Regions from separate parts of the Homo sapiens genome. Here region 1 is linked to region 2. A link is an interaction called in ENCODE POLR2A ChIA-PET data of the cell type or tissue named here. Cell type or tissue: endothelial cell of umbilical vein. All regions are shown on one strand. Links, peaks and the distances in the headings refer to the core of each region. The heading gives the core; the rest is flanking DNA. Region 1 overlaps SELENOI (selenoprotein I). Region 2 overlaps HADHA (hydroxyacyl-CoA dehydrogenase trifunctional multienzyme complex subunit alpha).

The links. ChIA-PET counts read pairs that join two places held together with the same protein. Peaks named below come from ENCODE experiments on the same cell type or tissue, not always from the same donor. Only the 100,000 strongest peaks of a DNase experiment are listed, where the experiment ranks them.
Region 1: POLR2A ChIA-PET joins it to region 2 with 5 read pairs; 2 of 35 experiments call an interaction of 5 or more read pairs at or near these places.

Annotation. Positions count from the first base shown.
Region 1 is chr2:26,384,548-26,389,933 of GRCh38, forward strand. It overlaps SELENOI (selenoprotein I), which reads left to right. Exons shown (of 10, transcript NM_033505.4): 8 at 412-592; 9 at 1,807-1,989; 10 at 4,458-5,386. The coding sequence ends at 4,556. Among named protein-coding and RNA genes, the nearest start is that of DRC1, 15 kb to the right of the region's middle. In endothelial cell of umbilical vein, for the core only: no CTCF peak of the experiment used is centred there; no DNase peak of the experiment used is centred there.
Region 2 is chr2:26,227,496-26,232,881 of GRCh38, forward strand. HADHA (hydroxyacyl-CoA dehydrogenase trifunctional multienzyme complex subunit alpha) reads right to left here. Exons shown (of 20, transcript NM_000182.5): 6 at 4,665-4,784; 7 at 2,697-2,799. Among named protein-coding and RNA genes, the nearest start is that of HADHA, 14 kb to the right of the region's middle. In endothelial cell of umbilical vein, for the core only: no CTCF peak of the experiment used is centred there; a DNase peak (open chromatin) is centred at 2,306.

The DNA.
Region 1 (5,386 bases), core at 164-5,163, 160 kb after region 2:
ATCACTTTGTGTCAAAGCCGCACTTTGAGGTACTCTTCTAGTATTTTATGTTCATCTTATTTACCCCATTAGAATATCTCATAGAACAAAGTCCAGATTTTATTCATCTTTATATTCTTAGCACAGCAGTTGATAGTTTGGTTTAAAGAGAAAAAAATGGGATTAGAGGTCAGAAGATTTCAGTCCTAATCCTGGCCCTGCCACTTGGTACCAAGTTTTGTAAATTTAAATTCTCTTATCCTCACTTAGCCTGTCTGTAAAATGGGATTAATGATGTTGGTTCTGTCTATGCCACAAGATTATTGTGAGTATAAAATAAGTGTATAAATAAGGAAACTATAAACTACAGTACAAGTACTGTACAATTTATATGTAATAATGTTCTTTATATTACTTGATTTTTTTTTCCAGAAGCTATAAAAATAACACCTTGAAACTCAATTCAGTCTATGAAGCTATGGTTCCCTTATTTTCTCCATGCTTGCTGTTCATTTTGTCTACAGCGTGGATCCTTTGGTCACCTTCAGATATTTTAGAGCTACATCCTAGAGTATTCTACTTTATGGTTGGAACAGCTTTTGCCAACAGTACAGTAAGATTTTTTTCTTTTAAAAATCATAATATATATTAGGATTGTATGACAGAATTTGATAATTTGAAAAATCTTTAATATTAGAATAAACAGATTTTAACTTAAAGATTTTTATTTCAGAAATTTGAAAGAATAGTAACCTCAAAGACTGAAATGCTGAAAATTATTTTATTTTGCCCTTTGAAACCAATAGGATTGGAGACTACAGTAGTATTTTGGAACTATGGCACACTTAAATTTTTTATTTTGGTTGCCCGCTGAAGAATTCATGGAAAAAATTTATAGATTCCCTTTAGACTCTAAATATATTACCAGTATGGCTAAAATAGCTGCAGACTTAAATGATTATTCTAGGAAGCTTGGAAGAGATTTTTGAGAAAGAGAAAACACACACTTTAAAAATCAGCTGATTTTAAGATTAAGAACGTGGAATTTAAAACTTTGTAATAAATAGAACATATTCTTATAAATTCCTTTCCATGCTGGACTGTGCAAGAGAGCAGACAGGAAGCAGAGATCAGGAGTTGAGAAAAGACTCTGATAGTCCTGAAAGCCAGAAGGTCTGTGTTCTAGCTCAGGCTGGGTCCTTAGAAGTTTTTATTTTGTAACTTAGCTACTCATCTTATGTTTCCATGTTTGTAACGTGTGTAATATCTCAAGTCTTGCTGATTTTATAGGGTTTAAATATCTAAAAACACTAATGCATTGTATAAAAAGTGTCTCTGAAAGAATTAAATTATATTCAAGTAAGGTCTTCAAAAATAAAGGAGCCAAAGAGGTTTTGAGATACTAATTATGGCAATGGGACTGAATTGGAGATAGCACTTCTTCATCATTGCCATAAAGAAACTTAATTGTGTGGGGGTGTGGGAGGCTATTTTGATTTTTTTTTTTAACATATCGTAGAATCTTAAAATTGAGAGAAATTTCTTTTATTCAAACTGTTGCCCAGTGGGAGAATGCCTTCTATAGCATCCTTATTCAGTTATCTTCCAGCCTCTTCTGACACACACTCTGAGGTTACATGGGTTTTTGGGCAGGGCCAGGGGTCCAGTTGGGCCCCTAAGCATTGAGAACTTCTGAACTTAGATAATGTAAGTGTGTTGGTTCAGGTACTTGAATGCTTTTCAAATGTTGGAAAGACTAGTTTTGGAAGTGCTTTGCTAATGAAATTTTTCTTTTTTTCTCTCTTATTTTTTTAAATTGACGTCCAGTGTCAGCTGATTGTTTGCCAAATGAGTAGTACCCGGTGTCCAACTTTGAATTGGTTGCTGGTTCCTCTCTTCTTGGTTGTCTTAGTGGTAAACCTAGGAGTAGCCTCTTACGTTGAGAGCATTCTCCTGTATACATTAACAACTGCTTTTACTCTGGCCCACATCCATTATGGAGTACGAGTGGTGAGTAATCTACAGCAAAATGGGTTCAATTTGGGGCTTATAAATGGCACCAATAAATGCCTCCGAGTAGAAAGGAGGCAATGGAAAATTTTAAAAAGAAAGTTGCTTATTATAGTAGCTGTAAGGGTTTTGGGATATTCTCTAAATTTTGGATAATATCCAGATGTTTAATTTCAGATATTGTTTCTCTAATGAGTATGTTACTGTAATAACAAATGATTTTAAAGCTGGATAATTATTGTGAGGAATTAGTTATTACTGTAAGTGGGTATGTATAAGCCATCTTCTTGGTGAGTAGAATTGTAAACTGAGCCTTTAGTTATATGGGATCAGATAATCACATTTGTTAATTATCTATTTCTTCACTTGCTTCTTTAGCTTTAGGGGCATTTTTATTGTTCATTAACAAAATTTGGAAAGAAATGTAATTGGTTGTGTAGTGCTTTTTCCCTCCCACTGCCCAGTTTGCTAAGCAGTTGTGGTGAGGGAGATTAGAATTTCTGACTGAAGGAAGACTTTGGCATTATTTGAGGTTTTACTTCATTTATGTTATTCTCGAGCCCTCATCAGCAAAATTGATAAATAAGGGGAAATATAGAAGAAAAGGGATTTTGAGAAATGTTTTGTAAACTTGATATTTTCTTCTAAAATAAACTAATTTTAGGAGAATGGACGAATATAGATATAATGAAATCAAATGGAACCATGTGGTTTTTCTTTCACTTTAACATTCTTTTCTAATTATTTTACATTTTTAACATAGGCTGTGCAATATTCCACCAAGGAGATTACTTAATAATGACCTTGCACAGTACAGTTATTTTAATCATTTAGGTTGTTTCCAGATTTTCACCATTATAAATATTGCCCTAGGCTGGGTGTGGTGGCTCATGCCTGTAATCCTAGCCCTTTGAGAGGCTGAGGCGGGTGGATCGCTTTAGCTCAGGAGTTCGAGACCACCCTGGGTAACAGTGTGAAACCCTGTCTCTACAAAAAATACAAAAAAAAAATTAGCCAGATGTGGTGGTACAGGCCTGTAGTCCTAGCTACTTGGAGGGCTGAGGTGGGAGGATCGCTGGAGCCCAGGAGGTCGGGGCTACAGTGAGCTGAGATGGTGCCACTGTGCTCCAGCCTGAGTGACAAAGTGAGACCCTGTCTCAAAAAAAAAAAAAAAAAAGAAAAAGAAAGAAAAAAAATGTTGGCATAAACAATCTCGAATATTTTTGTTTCATTTGTTTTATTTTCCGAGGATAATTTCATAGGAATGGGGTTGTGACAGGGTATTCACATTTTTATGACTCTTAAAACACTTCTATTTGGTATGCTTGTTTGAAAGGAACCCTGCTGTTAATCCGTTTGAGAAACAAAATATCTTCTGTATTTTCACACACAGTTTTTAAGTGGGAGAGGCAGCTATCATGCTTGATAACAACTTTATACCTTGCATATGTTGCTAAACTTGGGCTTTCTTCCCTTAGTGTTTCTCTACAAAGTTGCCCTCATTTGTTAGAACAAACTAGATACAATTGTTAAGGAGAAAAAAGCTGTGATGAATTGTGATATAAGACATAATTATTTTTGTTTTTATTTGTACAAATGTAACCTTATATACCTTATATCAATACTCTTCGGCCTTTATCCTGATATTTCATCAATATATGCATGGCATAGAATATCCATTTGCCAGTGTCTTTTTTAATTGTTTTCATTTACTATAGCCTTTTAGAAGCATATCTTTAGAAAGCTACATACATACCAAACCAAACCAAAATATACTTTTCTTTAAATGATAAAGGTACTACATTTTCATTGTTAAAAACCTGGAAAATAAATAACACGCTAACTGGAAAACAATTTAGGATCATCTTTTTTATCTGTCTTTGTGTTCTTTTACCACATCTACAACTTCTGGCCAGAAGTTAAAACTTGCTAGGCCACACAAAACATTCACTTGAACTGCTGAAATGTAAATAATAAGTATCAAGTAAATGACATGCACTCGCTGACCTATAACTAAGCTCTTGCCTTCCCACTAGAGATACCCTAACTAATAAGGCCTCTCCAAATTCATAGATCTAGTTTTGTACTATTTCATCGGGATTAGGAATGATTACTTAGAAATGTTTAGCAAGCTGAATATAGAGTCTAACTATAAATATGATTACTTGATCTAGATGCTACAGGTCAACTAATCCTATAGTTTTTCAGATTTGGATGTGAATTTGAGTGCTCTGGAGGGTTCTCAAGACTAGATTTTAGTTCTAAGTCCTAACTTTCCCATGTTAGTTCTAGTACTTCCATTTAGCTGTCTAGTTCTATAGCTATCCTAATCCAGAAAAACCTTTTCAGTATTTCTCATGATTTTTGCCGTGTCAATAAATTGTTATCTCTAGGGGGTAAATTCTGTGTGCTTTTAAAAAACAATAAGGTACATATTTGTCACTGTCTCATGTTCTGATTTTTCATAGGTAAAGCAGCTGAGCAGCCATTTTCAGATTTACCCCTTCTCATTGAGGAAACCAAACTCAGATTGACTAGGAATGGAAGAAAAGAATATTGGCCTGTAATAATCTTTCTTTGGGCACAAAGAAGTACTGTAAATAAATGCTTGTAAATATTTCCTCCATCACCATTGAACTAGACTGATCTGCTTGACAGACGTGGGATCTCAGTATGGTACTTGGACAGCAGGAATGATACATATAATCTGAACTTGGGAAATTTTGGACCTACTAACTCTAAGCCTATTTTATTTTTTATAAAACTATGTGACATTTTGGTTGAGCAGAATGTACGTTAGACCAGCAAAATGTTCCTAATGGTTCTAACTTCGTGAGTTTACAATGTTGTGATTCATGCAGGGTTAAAGATGCTTTGTTTTTATTTTTTAAGTACCAAAATTGGTTTCAGAACACTGATAACACTCAGAAAACCACAGTGTGTTTTCATATTTGGAACTTTGTAATAGCGGGAGTAGCAGTAGTCCAAACCTAGTATAGGGAAAGGATAAAAATAAGTCACCTTCACCAAGAGATGCCAATGATTACCAAACAACAGACAGTTGCCAAATACTGGTTTCTCTTTCCCCTGAAAATGGCTTTTGTTCTCAAATGATAAGAGAGCTAATACATTTAGCTAATATTCTAGCTCTCTTTATTATGGAACAGATCTTGATAGATGGTTTAATTTTCTCCTAAAGAGAAATAATCAGTTGAGAATTTGAGAATGGGTTGTAATTATCGCTCACCCATTGGGATGGTTCATTGTTTAAATATGGCATTTTCCCCCCTTCAGCTGCAGGTTCCTGAGATTTGGTGCCTGTGAGCTCTGATTGTAGGAATGCATGTGACAGTCCCAGTCCTATGGTAATGACTTAGGAGGAATGCAGATAAAAGTA
Region 2 (5,386 bases), core at 121-5,120:
AGCGAGACTTTGTCTCAAAAAAAAAAAAAGAAAAAAGAACTGTTACTACATTCCTGTTAGAATGTCTAAAATTAAAAAGATTGACCATGCAAAGTGGTTGGTACCTAGAACTCTCATACACTGCTGGTGGGAATGCAAAAGAGTATAACCACTTTGGGAAAACAGTCTGACAGAAAAGCAAACACATACCTAGCAAATACTAGTGGCATATGCCTCGTAATCCCGGCTTCTTGGGAGGCTGAGGCAGGAAGACTGCTTGAGCCCAGGAGTCTGAGGCCAGCCTGGGTGACAGAGCAAGACTCAAAGTCTCATCTCTAAATTTTTTTTTTTTCTTCCCAGAGATAAGGTCTCCCTCTCTCACCCAGGCTGGAGTGCAGTGGCCTGATCATAGCTCCATGTGACTTCAAACTCCTGGGTTCAAGCAATCCTCCTGCCTCAGCCTCCCTAGTAGCCAGGACTACAGGCATGTGCCACCACACCCAACTAGTTAAAACTTTTTATTTTGTTGAGACAGAGTCTTGCTATGTTGCTCAGGCCAAACTTTTTTTTTCAAAAGCTAATATATATCTGTTATATGGACTAGCCAATCCACTCTTCAGTACTTACCCAACAGAAATGAAACATTTGTCCACATAAAGACTTTTTTTTTTTTTGAGACAGAGTCTCGCTCTGTCACCCAGGCTGGAGTGCAGTGGCACAATCTTGGCTCACGGCAACCTCCACCTCCTGGGTTCAAGTGATTCTCCTACCTTAGCCTCCCAAGTAGCTGGGACCACAGGTGCACACCACTACACCCAGCTAATTTTTGTATTTTTAGTAGAGATGGGGTTTCGCCATGTTGGTCAGGCTGGTGTTGAATTCCTGACCTCAGGTGATCAGCCTGCCTCAGCCTCCCAAAGTGCTGGGATTAGAGGCTTGAGCCACCACGCCCAGTCACGCCCACATAAAGACTTAAAGATGAATGTTCATAGCAGCTTTATTCAGAATAGCCCTAAATTAGAAACAACTCAAATGCTCATCATTTGGTGAACGGATAAACAAACTATGGTACATTTCTACAATGGAGTAACACTCAGCAATAAGGACAAACTGCTGATATATGCAACAGTATGGATGCATCTCAAAAGCATTATGCTAAGTGAACGAAGATTAAAACAAACTACATACCAGAAATGTTTAAAAATTTTTGTTTAAAAGATGGCATCTCACTCTGTTGCTCAGGCTGGAGTGCAGTGGTGTGATCATAGCTCACTACAGCCTTGAACTTCTGGGCTCAAACAATATTCCTGTCTCAGCCTCCTGACTAGCTGGGACTACAGGTATACACTATGATACCCAGCTAATTGAAAAAAAAAAATTCTTTTTTAAGAGATAGGATCTTGCTCTGTTGTCCAGGCTGGTCTTGAATTCCAGGCCTCAAGCAATTCTCCCACCTCAGCCTCCCAAAATGCTATGATTACAGGTGTGAGCCACCATGCACGGCTATTTTTGGATTGTGGCAGTGTTTACACAGCTATATACATTTTCAAAACTCAAATTATACATTAAAAGTTGGTCAATTTCACCAGACACAGTGGCTCACACCTGTAAATCTCGGCACTTTGGGTGGCTGAGGGAGGAGGATTACTTGAGCCCGGAGTTTGAGACTAGCCTGGAAAACAGAGTGAGATCTCGTTTCTACAAAAAATAAAAAATTAGCTGGTGTAGCAGCGTATGCCTGTGGTCTCAGCTACTCGGGGGGCACAAGTGGGAAGATCATTTGAGCCCAAAAAGTTGAGGTTGCAACAAGCTATATTCACACCACCATATTCCAGTCTGAGCAACAGAGTGAGACCCCAACATGTGTGCGCGCGCACACACACACACACACACACACACAAAATTAATACATTTACTATTATGTAAGTAATATCTCAATAATGCTGATTTTCAATAAATATAAGAGGGTAATGAACACACAAGTCAGAATAGTGGCTTCTTTGGATAAAGGGAGGCAAAGAAACTGAATGGGAGGAAGTAGCCCATCAGTAGATATCAATTATTGTTAATATTCTCAGGTTGGTTGTTTCATTTATTATATTACTAAAACAGACACAAGAAACTGAAGGAAGGTTATGCATGGATAATGATACAGGTAATTTAAGAACCAAAAATAATGACTTGACTGAATTCTGTACTCCTAATGTTCTAATTATAAAGCAAAATAAAAATCAGGGTGATGTTGAAAATGATTTAGTATTAGCTATTTTATAAAACTTCCTTCCTTAGAATAATGACTCATTTCTTAAGAGTTTGAGCTTCTCTCTGTGCTTCCTGTGATATTCAAGAGGTTAACTGTTTTTTCTTTTGAGATGGGAGTCTGGCTCTGTTGCCCAGGCTGGAGCACAATGGCATGATCTTGGCTCACTGCAACCTCAGCCCCGCCAGGTTCAAGCGATCCTCCTGCCTCAGCCTCCCAAGTAGCTGGAACTACAGGTTTGCACCACCACACCCGGCTAATCATTTTTAGTGGAGACAGGGTTTCGCCATGTTGGCAAGGCTGGTCTCAAACTCCTGACCTCAAGTGATCTTCCCGCCTCAGCCTCCCAAAGTGCTGGGATTACAGGTGTGAGCCACCGTGCCTGGCCTAAGAGGTTAACTCTTTAAGAAAATAAGTAACTTTATAAGGTCTGACTCTGAGATGTGCTAACACTTACCCAGGGGTTCCACCAGTTGGTCAACCAGTCCCATTTTCTTTGCCCTGTCTGCACGAATGCTTCTACCAGTCAGCATCATGTCCAAAGCAGCAGGCACACCCACCTAACAGGCAAGCAAGGATGAGAATATAGGGGGAAAAAAATCAGGGTGATAATTATATAGTTTACAAATCATCAAATGAACAAATATTAAAATGAGAAAAGTCAAGCCATATGTTTATGCTATTTGTCAACAGCATAGATAAGTTATATTTAATATACTGATATACACTTGGGTAACTTTGGGGATTAGATACCTCTAGCTGAAGCAAAAATGTCTTTATCTCTTAATTCAATATATAGGATTCTTATACTAATAAGGTAAAGAATTTCATGTTTCCTAAAATTGTACATTTCTGTTATTCTGAGGGGTTTTTTTCTATCATATATATAATATGTAAAATTCTGGCCAGGCACGGTGGCTCACACCTGTAATTCCAGCACTTTGGGAGGCCAAGGCAGGCGGGTCACCTGAGGTTAGGAGTTTGAGACCAGCCTGGCCCGACATGGTGAAACCCTGTCTTTACTAAAAATACAAAAAATTAGCTGGGCATGGTGGGGCACACCTGTCATTCCAGCTACTTGGGAGGCTGAGGCACAAGAATTGCTTGAATCCGGAGGCAGAGGTTGCAGTGAGCCGAGATCATGCCACTGTACTCCAGCCTGAACAACAAAAGTGACTCTGTCCCAAAAATAAAATAAAATAAAATTCTCATATTGAAACTAGAGAAGACTGTGAGAAACCTGATAGTTTTGACAAAGTCTTTAAAAAGAATTTTAAGCTTAACAAAAATAGAACTCAGCTAGGGCTGCTTATATGGCATACTAGAAGAAAGGCTTCTAGCAACATTCAAATACCAGCTATAGTTTAAGAAAAAAAAAAGAAGAAAGAAAGAAACTCAGCAAATATTTTTGATACACATATATGCATATTCATTCTTTCAATAAATCCTTATGACATTCCTATGAAGGAAAGCACATTATTATTATTAGAAAATTAACACCATAAACCTTGTTTTCTTTTGTGCTCAATTGAGATCAACTTCCCTGCAAAGAGTATTTCTGTTGAGCCTTGTTTTCACTGAGGAATCTACAGTGCCAGAAGCTATAAGGTTCAGTGGGCCCTTGAGTTGACATTAAGATTGCTCTGCAGCATCCAGGTCTGACTGTCCTTCCCTTCTCCTTGGAATTCAAAGCCTGCTGAGCCTCTTTTGGTTCCATACAACACAGCAGTGAGAACATCCAAATCAGACAATGAGGGAAAAGGTCTGCCTCTTATATTTGTAATGAAATATTAATATGACTCATGGTTTTGAAAAACTGTTAAGATGGTATTATGTGGAAAAGGAACCAATTAAACCATAAGCTCCAGAAATGCAAGACATGCATCTTAGTTATCTTTATCCTTCCTCAGAGACTAACAAAGGACCTTGATCAATAATTCTGTGGAATTAGGCCAGGCATGGTGGTTCATGCCTGTAGTCCTAGCACTTTGGGAGGCTGAGGCGGGAGGATTACCTGAGGTCGGGAGTTCAAGACCAGCCTGGCCAACATGGCGAAACTCCATCTCTACTAAAAAATATAAAAAATTAGCTGGGTGCAGTGGTGCACGCCTGTAATTCCAGCTACTGGGGAGGCTGAGGCAGGAGAATCGCTTGAACCTGGGAGGAGAAGGTTGCAGTGAGCTGAGATCACACCACTGCACTCTAGCCTGGGCTACAGAGCAAGATTTTGTCTCAAAAAAAAAAAAAAAAAAAAATCTGTGGAATTGAAAAAATAAGTACCAGGAATAAAGTCTGTCACTGATCCTGTACACTCATATTTTATTTGGTTTTTTAATTCTACAATGAATGCCCATATTATGCATTTTATACAAGAAAACAGATCTAAAGAGGGCATATAGCTTCACAAAGGGGATGTTAGACTCACCATTTTGGGCAGCCTTTGTGTGCCTCCTGCTCCTGGTAAGGCCCCCAGCAAAACTTCAGGGGTACCTAATACTGTTTTTCTGTCTTTTGTTGCTATTCTGTATTGGCATGAAATGGCAACCTTTGAACAAATGAAAGAAAATTAGAATGTTAGAAAATGTAACTTAGTAGCAACTTGAGATGGATAAGGGTCTAAAGATTATTTATAAAGCAGGAATGTGCTCACAGAATAAACTGAAATTCCTTAGGCTGGCATTTAATAATTTCTAGAATTTACCTTTTTAGCCTTTTTTTCATACTTTTCCTCTAATTTACTAACCTCTTTTTGGGCCGTAGATCTCCTAAAAAATCTACTGAAAGCTAGAGAAGCTCTCAAGAGAAAAATGCACACACAATTTTATATGGACCCCAGGTTAAAAAGCCCCGGACTCTCCAATCAAGCACGTCTACTTACAGTGTCCTAGTTGGCTTTGCTTTTGCCTTTGCTCACACCATACCATATGCGGAATTGTTTTTCCCTCCATATTCTGGTTAATCAAATTCTGCTTATAGTTTAGGACCAGGCACAGGTTTTCTTAATTAATATAGTCATGTGTCACATAATGAGGGGGATATGTTCTGAGAAATGTACCATTAGGAAATTTTGTTGTTGTGTGAACATCGCAGAGTGTACTTACACAAACCCAGATGGCAGAGCCTGCTACACATCTAGGCTATATGGGA